Linked DNA regions of Homo sapiens: region 1 is linked to region 2. The links are chromatin contacts, found by Hi-C or POLR2A ChIA-PET in ENCODE. All regions are on one chromosome and are shown on one strand. Each heading gives the region's core, a stretch centred on a gene start or an enhancer-like site at or near the end of the contact. The rest is flanking DNA. Distances are from core to core; before and after follow the strand shown. Region 1 holds the start of IL10RA (interleukin 10 receptor subunit alpha). Region 2 holds the start of CEP164 (centrosomal protein 164).

Region 1 (5,661 bases), core at 2,874-5,373, 660 kb after region 2:
CCCGTATCTACCTAAAAATACAAAAATTTCGCCAGGCGTGGTGGTGGGTGCCTGTAATCCCAGCTACTTGGAAGGCTAAGACATGAGAATCACTTGAACCTGAGAGATGGAGGTTGCAGTGAGCCGAGATTGTGCCGCTGCACTCCAGCCTGGGCAACAGAGAGAGACGCTGTCTTAAAAAAAAAAAAAAAAAAAAAAAATTGCCGGGCGCGGTGGCTCACCCCTGTAATCCCAGCACTTTGGGAGGCCGATGCGGCCATATCACGAGGTCAGGAGATTGAGACCATCCTGGCTAACACGGTAAAACCCCGTCTCTACTAAAAAAATACAAAAAATTAGCCGGGCGTGGTGGCGGATGCCTGTAGTCCCAGCTACTCGGGAGGTGAGGCAGCAGAATGGCATGAACCCGGAAGGCAGAGCTTGCAGTGAGCCAAGATCGGGCCACTGCACTCCAGCCTGGGTGACAGAGCAAGACTCTGTCTCAAAAAAAAAAAAAAAAAGTTCTGGAAGAAACATCACAGTGTCTTTCTCTTTTAAAAGGTCGGGGTAACTAAGTAGTTGTTTCAGAAGGCAGCTACACCCCTTGGGTCATGACAGGGTACTCCTGAGCAATTTACCATCTTAATTCCTCACTTGAGCAACAGAGAGTATAAAAAAAATCTTCACACATTAAAAAAGCCTGGGGCTTGCCCTCTCCACTCATCTGGGGGTGTGGCAACAAGAGCTGTCTCCTGAGGGTGGCCCAGGCTGATGATGTGTCCTGGTAGGCCTGCAGATATCACTCTCCCCCATCCATGTAGCTGAGGCACCCCTGCCTTCGCTGACTATCGTCAAGAGTGAGGTCTTTCTAGTCCCAATGTAGACTCTTAGATACAGGATGGGATCTCCCAACTCCCACCCCCAGCCAACCTGGCACACTTTCAGTCCAGGCCACTGGGCAGAGAGATTTCCGCTCTGAAAATATTGAAATAGGGTTTATATCTCCACAAACCATGGGGATAATGCCTCACTAACTCCTAGACCACGCACAGTGCTGGTGTCACACACCTAAGTTAGGGGCCCTTTCTCAAAAGCTGCAGTAAATAAGGCCCTCCATGTGGGCATTGGGCACTGCCAGGGAAACCTCCCAGGAGCAGGTGATAGTTACAGGAGGCAGTCAAATGCCTAGGCAGATAGGGCGGGTCCCTGGTGAAACCCCACCTCCAAGTTGAAGACAACTTAAAACCTGAAAGCCAAGCTGCAAGTTAAATCTTCAGACCAGATTGAGAACCTGTCTTCCCATTTGGCACGCTTTCCTCTGATTGATCCCCACCCTTCACCTACTTTACATACACCTACCCTTTCCTAATTGGTTTTCTACACTGTCGTACCCACCTTTGAGTGGTATTTTCACTTTAACCTTTTTTGCATACTCACAAACCAATCGGCATGCACTCCCTATTCTGAGTCCAGAAAAAGCCCTGGATCCAGCCACACTGAGAAAAAAAAACACCCAACTGTGGGAGCGGGGAACCACCCCCCTCCCCATCCCCTCTCTGCTGAGAGCTGGTCCATCACTCAATAAAATTATTCTCTGCCCATCCTCACCCTTCAACTGTCAGCGAATTCTCATTCTTCTTGAACACAGGACAAGAGCTCAGGAACAAATGAAGGTACAAACTACAATACAGGCAGGGCGGGGTATGGCCGGGTGGGTGGGGCAGCAGGCCTGGAGTGGGGCCTTGCTGGCCAGAAATGTCCTGAGCCCCTCTTCTTTGGTTTGTCTGAGAACAAGGGCAGGGCTTGAGGGATGCACACACAGTCCCAAACACACATATGCACTTGGCAAACAGACAACGTTCTCCACACCACAATGAAATCCAAATCCACAGACTGGCCACTGCAAATCATATATGACTGCAAGTGCACACACACACACACACACACACACACACACACACACACACTTTGAAGCAGGTGTCAGCCTCCAAGAAAAAGTGATGGACAGTCTGTCTCTCATATCCTCACATATTTGGTTCACCTGGAGATGGCCTCAGATGAGCCAAGTGACACAGAGGTGCGAGAGACTGAGGATGTGCTGAGGTGTTACCCAGCACTCCAGTAGTGCTATTACCCAACACAAAAATTGGTCTGAATATCAGATTTCAAGCAAGCAAGGGAAACCCAGAAGAGACTGGGAGAAGTCCTTATGGAGGCTAAAGCAACTCCATGTTGGATGCTAATCCACAGTTTTGGCCGTGTTGGCTTTGGAGCCTCCCAGAAGACCTCTGAGATTCCCAATTTATCAATTGCTCCTTGTGTAAGTGCAAACACTTACTGTAAATCCGGCCCTTAGGTCAAACAACCTTGATGTTATCATACTTCAACTGTCCTACACATCTTTTCTGAATCACCCTTCCCCTGTGGTCTATAAGCCCTGGTCCTGGGGGTGAATCATGGAGACACAAACGTAGCTTCTGTTTATAAGTCCTTATTAAATGTTTTTTTCGAAGAAACTGGATGTGTCAGCCTGTAACCTGCAAAAGGATCTGGCTGCTCTCTGCTTGTAGAAAGAATGGATAATAAAGGAAAATCTGCTAGCTGCCATGCTAGCAGGGGAAGAGCAGCAAACAATTCCACTCTTCAATTCATGGGGGGAACGCAGGGGTTTTTTAAGAAAGGATCTGAAATGCAGAAAAGGCAAGGGGGAGGTTAGGAGGTACCAGGTGGTGTGACTTGCTCCAGTGGTCCTCTTTAATTATCGTCTTATTTGGTGGAGGGGCTGGTGCAATCGTGGATCCTGCCAGGTTATAAATTAGTTACTCTTCAGCAGGGTATATGTTCAACTCCTGAAGTAAGCTTTTGTTGGAGAGAGAATTCCGGAGGTGCCTGGTCCCTATCAGGACGCAGCTCCTGAGGCATCTAAGGAAATATATGACCAGGTAAGAGCATAGCGTGTGCTTAACAAGCACGTAGGTAAATAAACGTGCGTAAGGCATGGGAGTACAGTATGGGACAGGAAAGGGAGTGGAGGTCACAGCACGTCCTGAGGCTGTGTTTTAAGATGAGAGGTAACATACATGCAGTTTGTCTCAAAATTATATCTTGAGGCCCAGAGGAGGAAGAGAAAAAAGGAAAGAAGAGAAACTAAGTTTAAAACACGGTTTAAGGCTGGGCGCGGTGGCTCACCCCTGTAATCCCAGCACTTTGGGAGGCTGAGGCGGGTGGATCACCTGAGGTCAGGAGTTCGAGACCAGCCTGGCCAACATGGTGAAACCCCGTCTCTACTAAAAATACAAAAATTAGCCCAGGCGTGGTGGCACATGCCTGTAATGCCAGCTACTCGGAAGGCTGAGGCAGGAGAATCGCTTGAACCTGGGAGACGAAGGTTGCAGTGATCCGAGATCACGCCACTGCATTCCAGCTTGGGCGACAGAGCGAGACTGTAAAAAAAAAAAATAGATAAAAAAATTTTAAAAATCGCGGTTTGAGGCTCAGCTGCTGAGCTGCTGGTTAAAAGCCTCTTTCTTGGGTCTCTCAGCTTCCTGGGACTTTGGGGGCAGGTCTGCATAAACTGCTTAGTTGTGGACCCCCCTCCAACAATTAGGTAGGGGACTACTCAGTATTCATCCATCGGTGTCCTCAGACCCCCAGACGGGGAGGCCCTGGGGCAACGCCAAGACTCACACCGGCGTCCTGGCGCCTTTGCCCTCAAGGGCCTGCAACTACCTCCTCCCCATTCGGAGCGGCCGCGGCCACATCCTTAACGCCAAGCCGGCACGCCAGGCAAAAGCGGCTCGGACGCCCTCACCCCACCTTCCGCACTCAGGGCCGAGGCTGTGCCTGGCCACCTGCTTCCCAGCACATGCACACACGCGCGCGCGCACACACCCACACACACGTACCCACGGCCGGCCGGGCTACCCGGACCACTTTGATCCGAAGGCACTGGAGGCCCAGAGGGAAGGAAAGGGAGGGGTGGCCGGAGCCCGCTAGCGCCCCAGGACAGCCTCGGGTTGCCCCAGGCGGTAGCCCTGTGGGACAGTGGTTCCCCGTCCGCGGCCTCGGGGGCGGGGCGTCTGTAGGCCTCGCCCCGCTGACGTCAGCCCTGCGGGGCGCTGGCGGAGCGGGCGGCGGAGCTGTCAGTCCCAGCCCAAGGGTAGCTGGAGGCGCGCAGGCCGGCTCCGCTCCGGCCCCGGACGATGCGGCGCGCCCAGGATGCTGCCGTGCCTCGTAGTGCTGCTGGCGGCGCTCCTCAGCCTCCGTCTTGGCTCAGACGCTCATGGTAAGGCTCCGGGACGCGGCCCTTCCCTGCCCTGCCCTCTCCGCGCCCGCTCCATTAAAGTTCTCCATCCAGTGGAGAGCCCTGGCTGGCTGGCCCTCTGGCAGAGCGGTGCCCGGGTGCTCCCTTACTCTGGCAAACCTGGATCTCAGGCTCACCTGTTGTGGAAGTGGAAGAGGCTGAAATTGACAGGAACTGACGGATTGGGAAGGATAGAGAAGTATGCGCAAGGCCAAACCCCCAACCCGCAAACCTCATCATCCACCCACTTCTAGATGAGCCGTAAGTTTAGCTCTAGGTTTTTTGCTGTTTAGGTTCAAATGATGGGACTTCTTGTCCCCTTGGGGAATAATTTTGATCTCCTGACTCTCCCTTCTCTTAGTCGACTCTTCAACTAACCTCTGTCTGTCCTTCTCCCATCTCACCTTCATCCCTCACTGATCACCCCGATCTGATCCCCCTTGCTCCACCTGTAGCCCCCAACTCACTCCCACTGCCCCCTGCCTCTCTCCTCCTAACCCAGCCAGTTCAGGCTTCTAACCCAGTTCAGGCTCCTAACCCAGACAGTTCTCCGGCAAGGTTTCTGCAACTAAGAAAAGTAAACCCCAGAGACAGAATGAAAGAGCCGGGAGTTGGAAGGACCAAGAGCAGAGACAGAGAGCAAGGACCGAAACTGCTTCTTCATGACACCAAAATACAAAGTAAAACATGCAGTCAGCCATTCACGTGATCGAGAGCTGAGTCGGAGATGTGCAGCCCAAATACCACAACGACTCGCTGCATTTTTCACTTTCCGTCTAATGTTTCGAAATCAAGGCACTGACGTGAAGATCAAAGACGGTATAAGAAAGAAAGCAAGAGACAGATGACAGAGTCCTCCCCCCCAAAAAATAAATAAAAAACAGGTGCATGATTAGAGAGATGTAGAGAAGTTAGAACACTAGGGAGCGGGAGCAGAGTCGCTGTCAAATGGAGAGAACTTAGAGGATCAAGGAGGAGAGAAAGGGAACCAACCAGCCGTTGGCCTTGCACATACTTCAGTCTGCTTGATCAACAAGACTCTTAAAGTAGAAATGTTTGTTGCATTCTTACAAAGAAGACAATGCCTTCAGCAGTGTTTCCCATGGTGAATGGTGTGTACTGGGGGTAAAGGGAGAGTAGAGCTAGGAATTGGTATTGAGTATCTCTCCTCGGAGCTACAGGTGCCAGCTCTTGTGGGGATGTCCTCAGCCATGTGTAGAGCCAGAGCTGATTTATTCCATCTGTCCTTGCCCAGCCAGAGGTTGGACATCTGGCTATAGGCAAAGCCCTCCCAGAAACTAGGGAATGAGGCAAGCACTTAGCTTGGGGAGCCCAGGAGACCTATGAAGAGAAGGAGGCAGATGTCAGCAAGCAGGCTG
Region 2 (5,863 bases), core at 92-2,591:
GTGAGCCACTGTGCCTGGCAAAGTGCTAGGATTACAGATATGAGCCACCAGGCCCGGTCGATAGTTTTTGTTATCAGGTATTCATGCGTGAGAACCCTCTCTTCATGGTCTTCCCTGGCTCCATTTGTCAGGGTTTTAAAACAAATGACTCTATTTTGATTTTGATAATTTTCACAAGGAATATGCTCTGTATATTCCAACAATCTGAGTTTCTCATCCTGGAATCAGCCTCTGAGTGGCACTGGGACTATCCTGAGTCAGCTACATCTCTAGAACCTATCAGGAGCGGCTCTATGAGCTTGGCCTCATCATTTTCCTCCTCAACTAGCAGCATCTGTATTTGTCTGTTTCTCAGTTTTCCTATTGATGTAATGGCCAGAACTTTCTTTGCCCCTCTTAACTTCTCTAGGAGGTTGGAGACATATGAGAGAAAGGAAGATTTGCCCTCCGTGCAAGCAAAACTAAAACTCTTCGGAATTATATTAGTAGCAACCTTTCTGCCCGACAGGGTGTGTGGAGGAGCTACACATTGTGTCACTTTTTTTCTTCTTCAATAGACTCTTTGAAATAGTTATGACAGACATTACTATCCCCATCTTGCAGACATACAAACTGAACCCTGGGCTTTGGTGAAAAGATGGATAGTAGAAAATAGGTTTAACTCCTGGTCAGGTGCTCACTGGTTTAATAGGAGCACAGGAGAGCCAGTTTTTTTGCGGGGAGAGATGGGGAGTGGACGCGTCTCCATTACCTTACATTCACATTTGTTTTGTTGATTAAAGTAACAATGGGTTGATTATTGATGACCACTGTATTATTCACCTGATGTTAATCATACTCCTAACAAATGATCAATTAGATAATTAGATAATTCACATTAGTATAAATACTCTAAATAGTCCTTCTCTGTCCTGGCAGAAATCCTCACGTCTAAACTCGGGGTCCTCTTTTTTTTTTTTTTTTTTTTTTAGTAGAGAAGGGGTTTCACCATGTTGGTCAGGCTGGTCTCGAACTCCTGACCTCAGGTGACCCACCCGCCTCGGCCTCCCAAATTGCTGGAATTACAGGCGTGAGCCACCGCGCCCAGCCGATGAGGTTCTCTTTCAACCTCTTGCGGATTCCCATTATCTATCTTAAACTACACTCTTTCAACCTCTTGCGGATTCCCATTATCTATCTTAAACTACACTCCCATCGTGCAACGGAAAACGGACAGAGCTCCTGCGTGCACCGAAGGGACTTCGAGCCAATCCATTGTCACAGCTCTCAGCCGGCGACCTATTGGCTCCTGCTGGAGGCGGGACTCCCGGTTGCTAGGCGGTACCTTTTCCGGAAGTGTTTGTTGCGCGCTGCAGGGCAACACCCCGGCGTCCCTGGAAGCTGGGGGAGCGGGTGGGTGTTGGGTGGCGTTGGGGGAGCTGCGCCTCGCCCAGAGCCTCGCCCGGAGCCTCGCCCGGAGCCTTCCGGGGTGGGGGATAGTTGAGGACCTCATCGAGGGAGGGGTTGGGCGGCGGGGAAGGGAGCGAGCGTGGCGGGGGACCCGAGGCACGCTCTCGAGCCAACGAGCGTGATGCGCTCGAGTGTGGGCGGGGACTGAGGGAAGAAGTGAAAATCGGACTGCCAGGCGACAGTTCCTCCGTTTGAAATCTCGCCGGCTCCTGAGCGGGCCACCGGGCCCGGGCTGGGGGTCTGGCGGGTGAGTGAGCAGCGGGTCGGGACGCGGGAGAGGGGCACTGGGCACGGGGCCCTGGTTTGCTTGCTCTGTTCATCGTTGGCGAGTGAGGCCAGGCCTTCCGAAGCTTGCTGGGATACTTCTGTGGCAGGCTTCCCCCCGGGTCCAAATCCGGGGCTAGCCCAATCTTATGCCATCTTTGGCCAGCTGGGAAAGTTGGAAAGCTTTTTTGTTTTTTCCTTTTCTTGCATTGGATTTAAAAATGTCCCTCTACCTCTGGCACCGCTCTCCTCACTTGGCTTCAGCGACTCCCTGTCCGTTCTCCTAACTCAGTCCTTGGCAGTAGAAAGCTCCCTTCTACTCGGCGCACTCCATCTCTTGCGTTATCAGCTTTTCAGCGTTGACTCGCCAAACTACTCCAGCCAGACCTCTTTCCTGAGCTCAGACCTGCTTACTGTCATCGTCAGCCTTCCCCGGTCCCTCCGATCTGTTTCTCCTCTTGTATTTTTTTATCTCAATGAAGGGCTTCACCATTCACTCAGCCAAGTCTGTCCCTTTAATTTATTCATCTAATAAATACAGCAAACATTTGTCGGACATGCCCTGTCTTCTAGGCAGTGTAGTAGGTGGGGCTGCCTATTGGACGAGGCATAGAAATGAACACATCTAGAAATGATAGTCACAGTGTTCTGGCTTTAGTGCTCTGATTTCCCTCCTCTCTCCCGAAGTTCAAGTCCTGTATTCTGCCTCTTAATTCCCCTAGAATCTGGCGCTTCCTTTCCATCCTCACAGACACTGACTTAGTTCATAATTTCTTGCTTGTGCTTTCAGGATAACTTCCTAAGTGGTCTCTCTGCCTCAGTTCTTGTCCTCCTGTAATTAGTTCTTATGCAGCTGTCAGAATCATTTATTTATTTTAGAGACAGGGTCTTGGTATGTTGCCCAGGCTGGAGTGCAGTTGGTATTCACCGGTGTGACCCTAGTACACTGCAGCCTCGAACTCTTGCCCTCAAGCCATCCTCCCACCTCAGTCTCCTTAGTAGACGGGACTACAGGCATGCACCACTATTCTTGGCTAGAATCGTCTATCTGACCTACAGATCTGGTCATGCCAGTCTCCTTTGTGAAATCCTGTGATGGCCCCTCATCATTTACAGGATAGAGCCTCTGTTCTTCCAGGCCCTTTATAATATGCTCTTGCCTTTCATTCTAGAGCTCTGTCTTGCCACTCCTCCCACTGTCCCTTGCACTCTGGTCATGTCAGAATGGTTAAGAGTTTGGGCTTTGGAGTCAGACATGGATACTTACATATTCTGCTCTACCGTTTATTAGCTGTGACACCTTGGGCAAGTTTGTTTGTTTGTTTGTTTGTTTTGAAATAGAGTCTTGCTCTGTCGCCCAGGCTGGAGTGCAGTGGTGCGATCTTGGCTCACTGCAGTCTCAGTCTCCTGGGTTCAAGCGATTCTCCTGCCTCAGCTTCCCGAGTAGCTGGGACTACAGGTGGGCACCACAACTCCTGGCTAATTTTTTGTATTTTGGTAGAGACGGGGTTTCACCATGTTGGCCAGGCTGGTCAGGATCTCCTGACCTCATTATCCGCCCACCTCCGCCTCCCAAAGTGCTGGGATTACAGGCGTGAGCCACTGCGCCTGGCCTTTTTTTTTTTTTTTTTTTTTTTAACTTTGCTAAGCCTCAGTTTCCTTATTTGAAAAGTGAAGATAATTCTATTTTGCTGAGTGGATGAAGTGAGATGATGTATATAGAGCACTCAGTACAGTTCCTGTAACATAGGAAGTGTTCAGTGGCTATAAGCTTTTGTTGTCATAATTAATTCTTTGCACCCACCTTATGATTTTCTTCTTTTTTGCCTTTGTGCATGTTGTTCCTCTGCCGTGAATTCCCTTACTCCGCTTATCCTGGGGATCACCTGCTTATCCTTCAAGAACTATCTCAATTGTCCTCTGTGAGGCTTTCCCTGATCTTCCTAAGATTATTTGCCCTTACCTTTGTGTTCTGTTATATATTATGTTACTTCCTTTAATTCATGTAACACATTTTGTAGTCATGTGTTTACGTGTTTGGCTTTCCAGGTAGGCTGAGCTCAAGTTCAGGGCCATGTGTAATCAGGTTTGTAGCCCTAACACGTCGCACAATGTCTGGCCCATGGTGGGTGTTCAGTAAGTGATTACTTGGCGCGGTGACTCACGCCTGTAATCTCAGCACTTTGGGAGGCCAAGGCGGGCGGATCACCTGAGGTCAGGAGTTCGAGACTTGGCCAACATGGTGAAACCCCATCTCTACTAAAAATACAAAAATTAGCCGGGCGTGGTGGCAGGCGCCTGTAATCCTAGCTACTCGTGAGGCTGAGGCAGGAGCATCATTTGAACCTGGGAGGCAGAGGCTGCAGTGAGCAGAGATCGTGCCATTGCACCCCAGCCTGGGTGACAAGAATGATACTCTGTCTCAAAAAAAAAGCAAAGAAAAAGTGATTACTTAATGTCTGAATGGCCTTAACTTATATTGCCTGGTGCTGGATATGTCCTTTGGAGCAAGGTAGAATAAACCCTTTTAAATAGGTGAATAGCAGTCATAATAATGTAATGTCTAACATTTATTGAGACCTTAGTATATTTTAAGCACTTTACATGTATTGAATCATATAAGCCTCACAACACATTGTGATGGATATTGTTAGTACTCTCATTTTATAGATGAGAAAACTGAGGCTGTCCAGCTAGTAAGAGGCAGAGCTGGGATTGAAAGCCAAGAATGTTCCAAAGCTTTTGCTCATTACCACTGCGTAATCAACTCTGACATCTTCCACCTTCTCCCCTTTACCTTCTCCAGTCAATCTTTTCTGTGGTCAACCTTCTTTGTAATTGTTGGAGCAGGGTGGAAGAAATAAATATACAGAGAACCCTCATTATGTCTGTGAGTGTATATTCTCTGTTAGTGTGCAGATGTGCAAAACTCTAGCTATGCTGACAAAGTACAGGGCAAGGTAGCCACAATATTGAAGGACTGGGAAACGATATGTACTGAATGGAAGAGAACTGGGAATACTTAGCCTACCTTAGCTAGAGAATCCTAGGGTGTCCCCAGATGAGCAGAAGGCAGACTTGAGATACCAGGGAACATTTTTTTAGAACCTGATTATTGGCTTACTATTAGACCTTCTAATAGTTAAGAATTATCTAACTATGGAATTGAAAATAGAATCTGTAATACTAGCTAAATTTGTGTAACTTTTCTGTATACAGGGACTGTGCTAGGCACTTTATAAGTGTTGTTTCATTTTACTTTCAGGCTTTTTGATTTTTGTTAAGATTGTTTTAATTATACACATGCAGTTATTGAGGCTGAGAGAGGTGAAGCACCTTGCCTAAGGTCATACAGCTGCTAAGTGAGAGAGCTGGGATTTGAATCCAGGTCTTCTGTCTCCAAAGCTGGTACTTTGACCACTATGCCGCCTGTCACTGGAAGCACAGAGAGGAAAATTTTGGCATGGGAAGGAAGGTGGACCAAAACTACTGCGGGTCTTCCTAGCTTCTGAGATTGCTGGTGTATTTTTTTTTTTTTTCAGATAGGGTCTCACTCTGTTGCCCAGGCTGGAGTATGGTGGTACAATCATAGCTCACTGCAGCCTCGAACTCCTGGTCTCAAGTGATCCTCCCACCTCTGCCTCCCCACTTTACACTCTTTATGTAACTCTGTCTTCCTTTCCATCTGATCACATAGCTCCTGCCTCAGCCTTCCGAGTAGCTGGGACCACAGGTGCACGCCACCATGCCTGGCTAATATATATATATATATATATATTTGTGGAGACAGGGTCTTACTATATTGCTCAGGCTGGTCTTGAGCTTCTAGGCTCAAGTGATCCTAGGCCTTGGTCCCCCATAGTATTGGGATTACCGGTGTGAGCCACAACACCCGGCCTATTCCTTGGTTTTATATTAGCAGTTACAGCAGTAACTGAGCTCCGACAGCTTACATAGGCTTATTTTAGGCTTTGTTGGAAAATTCCAGAGGAGGAGACATGGCCCTCAGAAGTTTGTGGTTTAACAGGAGAGGTAAGAAGACACATTTTCATAAAAAAAGTAATATTGGCCAGGCACGGTGGCTCACGCCTGTAATCCCAGCACTTTGGGAGGCCGAGGCGGGTGGATCACCTGAGGATAGGAGGTCGAG

What was found. A loop is a pair of places that touch in the nucleus more often than their neighbours do. ChIA-PET counts read pairs that join two places held with the same protein, here RNA polymerase II (POLR2A). Pooled maps may share reads with other maps.
Region 1: a loop to region 2 is called in a map of naive thymus-derived CD4-positive, alpha-beta T cell, with 13 times the contacts of the local background. The contact joins the promoter of IL10RA here to the promoter of CEP164 in region 2. A Hi-C loop is called at or near these places in 1 of 168 maps with a recorded cell type or tissue (naive thymus-derived CD4-positive, alpha-beta T cell) and 7 of 50 pooled maps. POLR2A ChIA-PET finds 5 or more read pairs at or near these places in 2 of 52 experiments (GM12878 and WTC11).

What each region holds. Positions count from the first base shown.
Region 1 is chr11:117,982,271-117,987,931 of GRCh38, forward strand. It overlaps IL10RA (interleukin 10 receptor subunit alpha), which reads left to right and starts at 4,124. Exons shown (of 7, transcript NM_001558.4): 1 at 4,124-4,264. The coding sequence starts at 4,198. RefSeq lists enhancers at 3,552-3,611, 5,002-5,301 and silencers at 3,802-3,901, 3,922-4,201.
Region 2 is chr11:117,326,513-117,332,375 of GRCh38, forward strand. It overlaps CEP164 (centrosomal protein 164), which reads left to right and starts at 1,342. Exons shown (of 33, transcript NM_014956.5): 1 at 1,342-1,392. RefSeq lists a silencer at 1,410-1,659.